3 separate regions of the Mus musculus genome follow, and all the other regions are linked to region 2. A link is a contact called in ENCODE Hi-C or POLR2A ChIA-PET data. All regions are on one chromosome and are shown on one strand. The core of a region is the stretch at or near the end of the contact, and the rest is flanking DNA. Distances in the headings are between cores, read along the strand shown. Region 1 holds the start of Snrnp25 (small nuclear ribonucleoprotein 25 (U11/U12)). Region 2 holds the start of Nprl3 (nitrogen permease regulator-like 3). Region 3 holds the start of Rhbdf1 (rhomboid 5 homolog 1).

The links. Hi-C counts contacts between places; a loop is a spot of excess contacts on that map. ChIA-PET counts read pairs that join two places held with the same protein, here RNA polymerase II (POLR2A).
Region 1: POLR2A ChIA-PET joins it to region 2 with 17 read pairs in Patski. The contact joins the promoter of Snrnp25 here to the promoter of Nprl3 in region 2. A Hi-C loop is called at or near these places in 3 of 37 maps with a recorded cell type or tissue (left cerebral cortex and v-Abl transformed pro-B cells). POLR2A ChIA-PET finds 5 or more read pairs at or near these places in 3 of 5 experiments (Patski and embryonic stem cell).
Region 3: a loop to region 2 is called in a map of heart, with 2.1 times the contacts of the local background. The contact joins the promoter of Rhbdf1 here to the promoter of Nprl3 in region 2. A Hi-C loop is called at or near these places in 2 of 37 maps with a recorded cell type or tissue (heart and v-Abl transformed pro-B cells). POLR2A ChIA-PET finds 5 or more read pairs at or near these places in 3 of 5 experiments (Patski and embryonic stem cell).

What each region holds. Positions count from the first base shown.
Region 1 is chr11:32,202,976-32,206,810 of GRCm38, reverse strand. It overlaps Snrnp25 (small nuclear ribonucleoprotein 25 (U11/U12)), which reads right to left and starts at 1,396. Exons shown (of 5, transcript NM_030093.3): 1 at 1,148-1,396. The coding sequence starts at 1,189. It also overlaps a transcript of Il9r not described here.
Region 2 is chr11:32,266,044-32,269,922 of GRCm38, reverse strand. Nprl3 (nitrogen permease regulator-like 3) reads left to right here and starts at 2,216. Exons shown (of 13, transcript NM_181569.3): 1 at 2,216-2,500. The coding sequence starts at 2,383. RefSeq lists enhancers at 595-977, 234-1,140.
Region 3 is chr11:32,219,502-32,223,655 of GRCm38, reverse strand. Rhbdf1 (rhomboid 5 homolog 1) reads left to right here and starts at 1,363. Exons shown (of 18, transcript NM_010117.2): 1 at 1,363-1,487.

The DNA.
Region 1 (3,835 bases), core at 147-2,646, 62 kb after region 2:
GATGCCTTAATGTCTCCCTAGTTATAGATGATATATACCTACCTGTCAGTGGCCCTGATCAAAAAAGGGAACCAAGCTTGCCTACTGTTATGGTTTGCATATGCTCAGCCCAGGGTGTGGCACTATTAGAAGGTGTGGCCCAGTTACAATAGGTGTAGCTTGCTGGAGTAGGTGTGTCACTATGGGCTTGGGCTTTAAGACCCTCATCCTTGCTGCCAATATTCTGCTAGCAGCTTTCAGATGAAGATGTAGAACTCTCAGCTCCCCCTGCACCATGCCTGCCTAGATGCTGCCATGCTCTTGCCTTGATGATAATGGACTGAACCTCTGAACATGTAAGCCAGCCCCAATTAAATGTCCTTATAAGAGTCCACGTGGTCAGCCACCTCAGTGAAGTTGGAGATTAGGTTGTATTGAATAAACTTTAAAGGAAAAAAAAAAAAAAGGAGTTGCCTTGGTCACACTGTCTGTTCACAGCAGTAAAACTCTGACTAAGACACCTATTGTGTGTTAGGATTTTCAATTAACACTGGGCCTGGCGATCCTGAGAGTATTGTATCAAGAGGCTCCAGGCCTGTACCTCAGGTCCAGGGTGCAACTGACCGGCTACCTAAAACCTTTGATAACAAAATGTCTTTTGTTTGTTTTGAGGCAGAGACCCACTACTCCAGACCCTTGGCTGGCCTGGAGCTCTCAATGTATCAGGCTGGCCTCAAACTCACAGAGATTCCCTTGCCTCGGCATCCCGGGTGCTGAGATTAAAGGTCTGGCCAGACAAGAGATGTTTTAATAAAACACAGAGGGAAGTACAAATAAACTTGTGTAACTCAGTGGTAGAGCACTTATTTAGCATTCGAAAGGTTCTCAGTTTGGCTCCCAGTTCTGTGCGCACACAGACGTTAAATAAAAACACCTTTGATTGGCAAGGTTAAAGAATACATTAACTACTAAGTCACGCATACTGAAGTTTCAGGCAAAAGGAAAAGACTTGTCACACTCATCCTGAGTTCATATCTTAGTGTTTGTTTAATTCAAACTTCACGGCTCAGAGGGGCTCCTCACCCTAAGCGTTCCACTTATGCGCAGAAGCGTCTTTCTCTGGTGGGACCACCAGCGCCCATCCACACCCCAGAGCCCTGTCTCGCACCTGGATCGGAAGGTCGCAGAGCAGCGGGTCTTGCACCACCATGGCGAGACCTTCTTGGAACACGTCCACAGCCTCGGAATGGGGCAATGTCTCCTCATCATCCTCGTCGTCCTCCGGCACCTCCGGCCGATCCTCAGCCTCCGGGTCCTCCAGGACTGCCTACTACTAGACTAGTGTTGCTTTCCGGCGCTCCTCCAGCCTGCCCTGCCTTCCAGGTTGATAAGCAAAAGGCGCGTGCGCAGTGATTGTGTCCCGCCCCGACGAGATAGCTTAGCCAATGGTATACTGCGTGGCTTCAGTAGCCAATGAAATGTGCGAGTCTTCGGGAGGCTGGGAGCGTGCAGACAGCAGGTTATTGGCTGGATAGAGCAGGTCACGTTGGTGGTGCGAGCGGCGCGGGAGCTACGAGCTATTCTGTTCCCCGCTGCTGAGCTTCTCTTCGGTCTGGGCTGGTTGTCAAGGAAGGCCAGCGTTGCTATCGTTTCGCGCAAGACACCTGTCCCCGTGCACGGCATCACCCAACAAGGTGACGCTGGGAGGCGGGCGCCTCCTGCTGCCTGGGGCCTGCCGTTGCCACTCGCGTGCTGTTGCCCCAGCCAGGTCGCTTCGCAGTCACTTGAGATTATGCCATGGGCTCCATTCCAAAAAATTGCCTAAAAGGTCCACTTTAAAGTAAGGTGGAAGCCGGGCATGATGGTGCACGCCTTTAATCCCAGCGCTTGGTAGGCAGAGGCAGGCGGATCTCTGAGTTCGAGGCCAGCCTGGCCAGAGTGAGTTCCAGAACAGCCAGGGCTATACAGAGAAACCCTGTCTCAAAAATCCAACCAACCAACCAACCAAAAAACCCACCAACCCCCTCCCCGCACAAAAACCAACTCCAACTCCAACACACACACACACACAAATAGAATAAAAAGTGAAGTGAAGCTTTGGCTTGGTGGCACACACCTTTAATCTCAGCACACAGGAGGCAGAGGCAGTTGGATCTGAATCGAGAGCTAGGTCTGTATGGGAGAGCAGGGACTACAGAGGGAAGTTGTCTAAACAAAACAAATCTAGGCGGGACCTGTGGTCCTCGGAGCTGTCAAGGGCAGCCTTGCCATGCGCTGATCTCTAGTCCTCGTGTTCTTTTACACCACCAGTCCCTGTAACAACTGTTCTTATGAGGACGCTGTGTAGGCAGCACTGTGGGCTTTTTCTTTTTTCTTTGCTCCCGTCACATTCCCTGGATAGCTACTTTAATCACTTGCCTCATTTTTAAAATCCTATGTGTATGGGTCATTTTCGGCGTGTATTTCTTCTGGGCACTGAGAAACATCGTGTGAGTGCTGGGAATCAAATTTGGCCCTCTGGAAGAACAACAACCGTGTCTCTCTCTCTCTCTCTCTCTCTCTCTCTCTCTCCCTCCCTCCCTCTCTCTCTCTCTCCCTCTCCTCCCTCTCCCTCCCTCCCTCTCTCCCTCCCTCCCTCCCTCCCTCCCTCCCTCAATCATGGTTATCCTACTTAAAACTCTTATCCCCTATGCCAAGCTTGTTGTACGCACTTGGAGAAAATCCTAGCACTTGGAGAGACTGAGGCAGGAGAAAGGGTTTAAAGCCCAGGAGAGTTGCACAGCAGAGATAAAGAAGAAAGTAAGAGGAACAGGTTACATAGTGAGACCCTTTCTCAAAACAAAAATAAACAGAAAATCTACAGTATAGATTAATGTGGCCATAAGTAAGCACAATTTATTTGTCTTTGACATTTTTGTTTGAGATATCTTCTCTCAAATGAACTGTTTCAGGCAATTTTGGCTTTATCAGCTATGTCTATTAGTTTTCTGCCTTTATCAGCAGAAAAAGCAAGCCAGATCTTTCCTTTCCCATGTTTTCCTTTCTAGGCCATCACGATTTTCATGTCCTACCATTCTACCTCATACCTATATCTATATTTCTATAGCTCCATATTCCCACATGCATACACATCTGTGAACCAGAGTATCAGTTATTAAGCCTTGTAAACATAATTATATTTGCCCTTGGGGACACCAAAAGACTAAGCATTAAAGGAACTCTGGCCTATTTTGAGGGTAGGGTAGTGTGCTTGTGGTTGGGCTCAGTTAGTTATTGTAGGCAAAATTATGAATGTGTCTTCACTTGGAAATTAAGCATGGCATAAGGATGTGTGTCTGGGTGTCAAGTTTACAAGGGGTGGACTTGTATTGATTAATATTGACTGTCAACAAGACAGGGAATCGCCCATGGGACAAGCGCCTGGTGCATCTGTGAGGGGTTATTTAGATGGGTCAACCTCTAGGCATCCCTGTGATGGACTTTCTTAAATCTGATTCTTTAACTACTTGGCCATTCTGGTATATGGAATTTTCTTGATTACATTAATTGAAACGGAAAGACTCACCCTGAGTGTGGATCAAGTCTTCTCCTGGCAGCTTAGATATTAGTATAAAGCAGTCGGAGGGGAAAGGTTTTGCCTTTTGCCGGCTTGCTTTTGTGTTTTGTTGGCAAGGTTATCCACTCTGTCCTGTCAGCACTCCGGCCATCCTCCCACAATGCTGGGACTCAACTTCTTCAGCTTACAACATGGACTGAGGATAAGTGGTTCTCTAGGGATTCTCATGGCCGTTAGCACCAGAACAGAACTGCTAAGGCATCCAGCTTGGACCACTGAGCTCCTACCAGTTCTCAGGCT
Region 2 (3,879 bases), core at 967-3,466:
ATCAATGACATTTATAAAGTGCTTTCCCTCACAGGGCACCAAACTTTCTGTGTTGCATCCTCAACCCTCAGAGCCACTCTGTAAGAGCAGCTCTGTTCTCGGTGGGGCTGGCTTTGCTCTGTTAGAACAGTTCTGTAGTCGGTGGGGCTGGCTTTGCTCTGTTAGAACAGTTCTGTAGTTGGTGGGGCTGGCGTTGCTTTGGTTTGGTTTTAAGGTAAGGGCATAGACACTCAAGGAGATTATAAACATTGCCTGTGGTTCCAACTGAGGCGAGAACTAGCTGAATAATTTGCGGTGGGCTGGGTTGTTGACTGGATAGAGGCCATCTTGGCTTCACAACCTGTGGACACAAAGAGCCTGGCCCTGTGGGGAGTCCGGGATGCTGGAGCTGCTGATCTATAGTCAGTTCTGCAAGCTCCAGGCACATTTTGAACTTGAGCAATTTGACTCAGATCAGGTCTGTCTGTTCAATCAAGTAGAAGAAACCAGACTTGGGAGGGCAGTCTGTAGATCCCCCAAGAAAGGTGACCATGGGAGGCAAATTAATCTCGTCCATTCAGTTTCACCAATTAAACCTTTCTGATGACTTTAGACTCAACTTCCGACCCAGTGTGATGAAGGGTCATCTCTAGCCATAGGATTCAGGACAGGGCAGAGAGTTTAAAACTATTTCTGTTGTGGGCGAGTGGCTCTTTCTTGGAGAGGAACACTCAGTGAAGAAGGCAGCTCCCAGATAGCGTCTGTGAGCTCCACCCAGCCCTTGGCCTGAGCAAGTGACGGGACAGATAAGGCCTGGCACCCATATGGTTTCCTACTCTACCTAAGGGAGACCTTGGGGGATGGGGTGCAAGGGTCCAAAGTTCCAGTTTCCAAAGGTTTACTTCTGCAGAGGGGGTCTTGAATCCACATTGTTTTACATTTGAAATGAAGCCTCTCTTCTGTAAGACTTTAACATCAGAGTCGGAAGGTATGGCCTGCAGAGCTCAGGCTGGCTCTGCTCCTTCACAACAGCTCAAATCCAGCTTCTGGCGGGGAAACTGGGGTCCCCAGTGGAGTCCACGGTGTGACCTACGTTTTGATTTCTGGAATAGCTGATGGTATTTCTTCACAATGATGTGGACACCTTGGGAGTTGAGGTGATGCATCCCAGGTTAGTTAGTCCTGGGTTCTCCTATCCAGTGCTGTCAGTATTGGGTAAGGCAGCCTCAGAGGGGAGTACAGTGGACTTCTGTAGACTGGGATCTCATCATTTCCCCCACACGCAGCATTATTACCACGTCCATTTCAGAGCTAGTGACGGTAGAAAAGATTGAACCCAGGGCCTCGTATATAATGTCAAGTGCTCACTAGCAAGCAACATCTCTTTCCCTTTTTGAGAAGGCCTCAATGAGTTGCCCTGCCTGGCTTTAACTTCCTATCCTGCTACCCTAGTCTCCCTAGTAGCTGGAAATACAGGTCTCCACCACTGAGCCTGGCTGTCACTATTAATTACATAGAAAATTATACTGTGAATACTCCTGTGAAGGTTGCTGGCAAAAAATGGGTCCAGAGATCATAGTTGGGGAAACTCTGGGCTCCTTGGTTTAGGTCTTCCTATCTCAGAGGCAACCACTGGGGTCCCAAGGCTCTGGCTAATCAAGTGGCAGAATGGCCCGGGGGAGTAAGAGGGAAAACCTGGACCACAGTCCTGCCTGGCTCAAGTGCCCCGGTCCCTATGCACTCCCGCTGGTTCCGTGGGAAGGTCCCACGACCCATCCCAGGCACCTGGTTCCATCTCTCTGTCTGCTTCCCTCCCAGCCCCTTCCTACTCCTGACCTCACACAACACTCAAATCACACATGACTGGGATAAAGGCTTGCAAAATGAGTTAAAGTCATTCCTTTCACATCACACATCCAAACCATCAAAAGGCAAACATAAGTGCAACTCTCAGACACTGGCAAATATTCAAATGGTACCTTCTCATTGAGTAATAGTTGGGGGGCGGGGAGGGGGAGGTTGAAATACGACTATTTTCTCTCTTTGTAAAGTTTGAAAACATGATTGTTATGTGATGAGCAGGCTAGTACAATCCAGACCACCGCTCCTGCCTTTCTTACAGTTTAAAGTTTATACGCTCTGGTTAAATCAAGTGTATGACTTTAAACTGCAGACAGCTTTCCCTAGCGAGCTACTAGAGTGCAGCCAAGGCGTCGCGCCGGCGCAGTCGCCTGTCCGGGCATGCGCGGGGGCTGTGGAGCGCCGCTCGGCGAAGTCTCGCGAGAGTGAGCGCCGAGGCCGAGGTGCCGGCTTCCTCCGTGTCCCTGCGGGCCCGGCGCCTGCCTTCGGCTTTTGCGGTCCCTACGCGAGTTCCTCTCAGGCGCACGCCCGGGCTCCCGCAGGATGGGGGACAATACCAGCCCCATCAGCGTGATCCTGGTGAGCTCGGGCAGCAGGGGCAATAAGCTGCTCTTCAGGTACCCCTTCCAGAGGAGCCAGGAGCACCCCGCGTCCCAGACAAGTAAGTGGCTCCTGGCGGTCACCCGCCCCGCCACGCGCAGTGCACAGTGCGGAGGAGGAGGAGGAGGAGAGGGGCCGCGGCACGACTCCTGAGTCTCCAGCCCATGAAATAAAAATGCGTAAGAATTGCCAGCTCCAGCAGTGGTGCGCATCTGGGATCCCAGCGCCCCGGACGCGGAGGCCGGGGTATTGCCATGAGCCCAAGGCCAGCCATTTCTCCAGACAAATCCAGAAAGACACCAGATTTTACAAGCACAGACACGAATTTATAAGTTATTTTAGAAAATATAAGCGACTTTAAGGTCTGAAGTTGATCTTGAACTCTGGTCCATGCCCATTGTGGATAACTGCTCACCATCTTGATAATCATCCCTCCTGTATATAAACTCTGAAAGTGTACCCACCAAAAAATAAAATACAGCATCATCCTTTCCCCGAGCCCCTCAGAGAATCTCAGGACACTCATTTGTTATTTTGTAGCATCCGCCTTGAAGGTTCTTGGAGTTATTGAGCACATAACTCCTGTCTAGTCGCAGTACACTGCTGCATGGATCAGGCATAGCCTGCCTCTGTAGGCAGTGTTCTTTAAAGCTCGCTAATATAATACAAAGGGTTTTAAGTTATAAAAACATAAAGATGGTACCAAGCTCTCAGAACCCCCTCCCTCATCCCCCTAAAGGGCAACTATCGTCACCATTTTCCAAATCTGTTTATACACAAGCAAAGCACACATTCCAAGTACAAAAGGAACTACATGGCCCATTTTTTCCCTGATATATATATATATATATATATATATATATATATATATATATATATATATATTGAAATAGACCGGATGGTCTTTTTGCTCATTTTCTTCTGTACTTTATGTCTATGTCTTAAACAGGTTCAACCTCACCCTGAGACAGGTTTCCTGTGTAGTCCTGGCTGTCCTGAAACTCACTCTGTAGACCAGGCTGGCCTTGAACTCAGAGATTTGCCTGCCTCTGCCTCCTGAGTCCTGGGACTAAAGGCCTGGGCCACCACCGCCGCCAGCCACCTTGTTCTTATTAATGACTGCAGTGAAGTCCATGAGATGAGCGTACTCTGGTTTATTCGTCCAGCCCCTGTTGAGGGCAGTAGTTTTCAGTCTTTTCAGGCTGGGCACTGGCTCTGCCAGCATGAGACCCCTAAATTCCCAGCACTTATGTAAAAAGACTGGCTTGGCTGTGGTGTGCGTAATGTCATCACTGACTGATAGAGATGGGTTGATCAAGAGCTCCCTGGCCAGCCAGCCTAGCCTGAAGGGTAAGCTGATTCCGTGAGAGACCCTGCCTCGAGACAGTAAGATACAGAGAAAGGAGGACACTTTACATTTTGCTCTGGCCTTCACCTGTG
Region 3 (4,154 bases), core at 114-2,613, 45 kb after region 2:
CAGCACTGTGGTATTCTTGCATTGAAGATGACTTGGGCTGGAGAGATGGCTCAGCAGCTAAGAGAGCTTTCTGCCTTTACAGAGGACCAGAGCTTGGCTCCCAGCACACACACTGGACAGCTCACAACTGCCTATAACTACAGTTCCAGGAGGATCTGATGCCCCCTCTGGCATGTGTGGGCACCTGCAACCACACACAGAGATAAAAATAAACACAGAAGAATTCTTTCTGTAAGAAAAGACGACTGACCCCTGGGTGTGTCTTCACAGTGAGTCTCCTGTAGGACTTCTTGCAGCTGGTAATAGATTTCTAGGTCTCAACAAAGGTCTAGGTGACCCTGCAGCATCCACAGCAGGAAGGAGTAGGGACCTACAGGCACCAGATGCCCGGTTCCTGTGGCCGGTTCCCTGATTTTCCAGAAAGGATGCAACCCCCGCACCTCCAGCCAGCCCAGTTTGGGCGTCCAGACCCTGCTTATTCCTAGCATGAGTCAAGAATGCTAGGCATGAAGACTGTCCCATCTCTGGCTTGGCATGTGTGGGTTACAGGAGCCCAGAACATCTGCACCACGACAGCTTTCTTCTCCCTCAGCCTTCAGCCTCAGCCGAGAGCAAAAGAAGCACTTCCTGTCCAGTATACAGAGTGATGAACCGTGCCTGACGTTATACGTGAGCACTGAGGCTGAAGAGAGAAGAGTGAGCGCATGCGCGGATGTAATGGCTTGAGGGGTGGCAGGTGTAGTCTAACCCTTGTACCTGCTGGGAAAGAAGTAGGGGAAGGGGTAATTGCTGAGCTGCGGTTCCTGTGAAATGGTGTATCAGTGTATGAACGTGAGTGTGCACACTTATAAATGTGTTAGGGTAGAGAGTGTGAGCCCATGGAAGTGCATTTTGAATAGGTGTGCGCACGTGTCTGTGTAAACAGGTGCGAGAGGCCTGAATGCATGAATGTTTGTTAGAAAGATCAGGCGCGTGTGCACAGGACAAGTGAGAGCTTCGGGACCCTCAGTGATGTGCCAGTGCGTGCCTTCGGAAGGGGCGTTCAATCTGCCTTTTAGGTCCCTTCCCACGCCACCCTCTTGCTTTGGAGGTCCCCTTCCTCTCTTCCCAAGCACAGGGGCAGCACAAGATGAAGGAGTATGGAAAGGCGAGTCCAAGACAGATGTTATGATTAAGGTGGTCGCTGGCGAGCCCGACTCCCAGCTACAGGTGTCTCTGCGGGACCCCTGGCAGAGCACAGCCGGAGGTCTTCCCGGAGGAGGCGCCCGGGGCTGGCAGCGGGCGGCGCGCATTCCTCAGCCCTGAGTCAGGCGGCCGCCCCTCTGCCGGGCCCGCCCCCGGCGCGCACGCCCCTCGGCCCGTGGCATTCCCAGGCGGACGGGTCGGGCCGGCGCGCGGGCGGCGCAGGCAGGGACTAGGCGCGGGCGCCCTCCCGGCCCGCAGCGGCGGCAGCAGCCGGTGCAGACCCTTCTGAGGACCCTACGGCGGTGAGTGGCGGCCGGGGTCTTTGCGCGGGGTTCCGGGCGGGCGAGTGCGGAGCTTGCGTTCTGGCGCGTGTCCGCCGATCGCTGGCAGTCGGTGCGCGGAGTTTCCCGAGCGCCGGCGCAGGCGGCGCGGCCCGGATTCCAGCCCGGCGCCCCACAGAAATAGCCCGTGGTCGGATCGGCGCGGCCTGGCGGGCGGGGCAGCGGAGTAGCAGCCCCGCCGGGTCCCCGGGGACAGGAGTCCGGGGGCCGCAGCCGCCCTGAGCGGCCCCTCCGCTGCCAGCCCCCACACCCCATGCCCTCCGTGCTCCCAGGGCCCCGAAGGTGGCGTCTGAAACTCTGCACAGAGAGCGCGACTTCGGGCCACAGGGTCCGCTTCCTCCCACTCACGGGAGTAACAGTGGCAGCTGCGGGCCGGGGAGCTCGGCTGGGCCTGCTCGGCCCGTTTCAGCCCGGTTCGCATCGGCAAACTCGGGAAGTGCCTCCAAAGACATCTCCTGCCCTGTACAGTGGCCCCGGGGGCGAGCCCGAGGCCACAGTCGGGATCTTGAAGTAGGCCTGGGCGCGGTGGGGTGACCGCGGACCCCAAGGGCTCAGGGATAGGCGAGAGGGCCTGTCTGTCCTGCTGGGAGCACGCTAGTAGAGCTGGGTGGAGAACGGTCAAGGGACTCCCCCTAGGCTTTCTTTCCGCTCAGATAGTCCGGACCAGAGTTCCTGCTCCGTGTGCCTCTTGGAGTAGTGTGTCTGTCTGCGTGGGCGGGGCCTGGATCCGGAGGCCCCCCGCTCTGTCCTGGGAAAGCCCCCCCTCCCCACTTCCTGTTGAAGCCGGGAGAAGATTCTAGGATGAAACTGGCTTTTCAGGTTTAGACCAGCTAAGAAGTCGGGGCAGTCCCAGGCTAGGTGCTCCCCACCTCCATGGGGCGAGCCTCAGCCCCTTGCCCCCGCCCTTAAGCCTAGAGGATGCTGGGGAACTCAGCAGCTGGCCAGTTCTCAAGAGGTTGCAGAGGCTGAGCCCTATGCTTACCAGGGTCATTCTGGGCAATCCGGGTAAGAGGGCAAGGGTGTCGGGTAGGTCCAGTACAGTACAGGGTAGGGTAGTACAGGTTCTGGCACCAGTCCACAGAACTCCAGGCAGCCTCCATGGCTGGCTAGCTCCTCTGCAGGAGCCTTACTGGGAAGTCCACTTGGGTGAGCCAGTATAGCTCCCCTCGGGGTCTAGAGGTGCTGGTTTGGGTCTCCCATTAAGGGACAGTCAGGGCCCTCCCTCCTATCGCCCTAGCTCTAGTCCTCAGCGGAGCCCCTTCCCTTGCCCAGCCCCAAGTGCTCTGCAGCCGTTGGAGCTAAGGATCCCTCCCAGTTCCCTGGCAGACCTGGCCGAGGTGCTGAACTCCCTTGAGGCCCTGTGACCTCAGGCAGTAAAAAGCCTCTCTGAGTCAATCTGTAAAATGGGAGGACAGGAGTGATTACTTCTGCCACCGGTTATAACATCAACAGGGTTCGTTGGGCTCAGGTCTGAGGCAGGTGTCCCCGGCTTTTGGTGACTGAAGCTGTTGTTGCAGACTCAGTTTACCCTTCTGGAGCCTCTCCAGTTTTGTCCTGCTTCCTTTGGGTTCTGGGAGGGGTTTCTGAGTCAGTACAGGGGAACTCTGTACCCCTCCTCCATTCAGAGACTCAGCTGGACTACAGATTGGGCATCAGAAGTGTCCATCTTAGTGGACACTAATCCAGAATTTGACCTACAGTTAGCTCCTGACTCCAAGCCCTTTCTGAGTGGCTGGCTTAGACAGGTCCCCTTTCCCCTCTGAACCCCACCTGGATCCAGGAATTTGACTGGTATCAGAGACCCCCTGAGCTATGTGTGCTTTTGAGCTATGGATGGTGCCTTTCCCCAGGGATGGCTTCTTTGCTCTCATGTGCTCTGCCATCCCTGGTCCCTTGGGTCCCAGGGCTCCTCTAGGGACTAGGAGCTCCCTACAGACTTAAGTGAATCTCTTGTTCTGTGTGCCTCTCTGAGATGGTGGCTGGTGAGGAGTGATGGGGAGGGGCCAAAATCTAGTGTGTACTGGGGATGAGAGAGCCCCCCCACCCCCCGCTAAAGCTTGCCCTGTCCCATGCAAAATAAGAGGAGTCAGAGTGGAGCTCAAGGATGGCCTAATGGTTCACAAAGGGCCCAGCAAACTCTGTATGATCCCACTGACAGATGAAGCAAGGAGAGGCTGGGGGAAGTCACAGTGCATGTGGCGATGGACTAGCAGAGAGAGAGGATATAGAAAGCTGCTGAGTGCCTCCACCAGGGCAGGCTGAGGCTGGGTATTAGGTTAGAGAGAGGACAGGTTTCAAGCAGGATGCTGGAGTGTGCGGTGGCTGTAGCTCTCACCCAAGGATGGGGGGGGGGGTCCCATCAACTGCAGTCACTGAGTAGCCCCGCTTTCCTATGTTCTGCCTTTGCAGGGGGAGTCCTCAGGTCCATCCCATACCTCTAGCTTCCACCTGCAGCTCTGCTGTTTTGTGTTTGTTTGTTTGTTTGTTTGTTTGTTTGAGACGGGGTTTCATTATGTAGCCTGGACTGGCTTCCAATTCAGAATCTTCCTTCCGGAGCTGAGTGCTGGGATCGCAGGTGTGCAGCACCATTGCCGGCCACACCATTGTCGAAGCTTTGGCTGTCTTCTT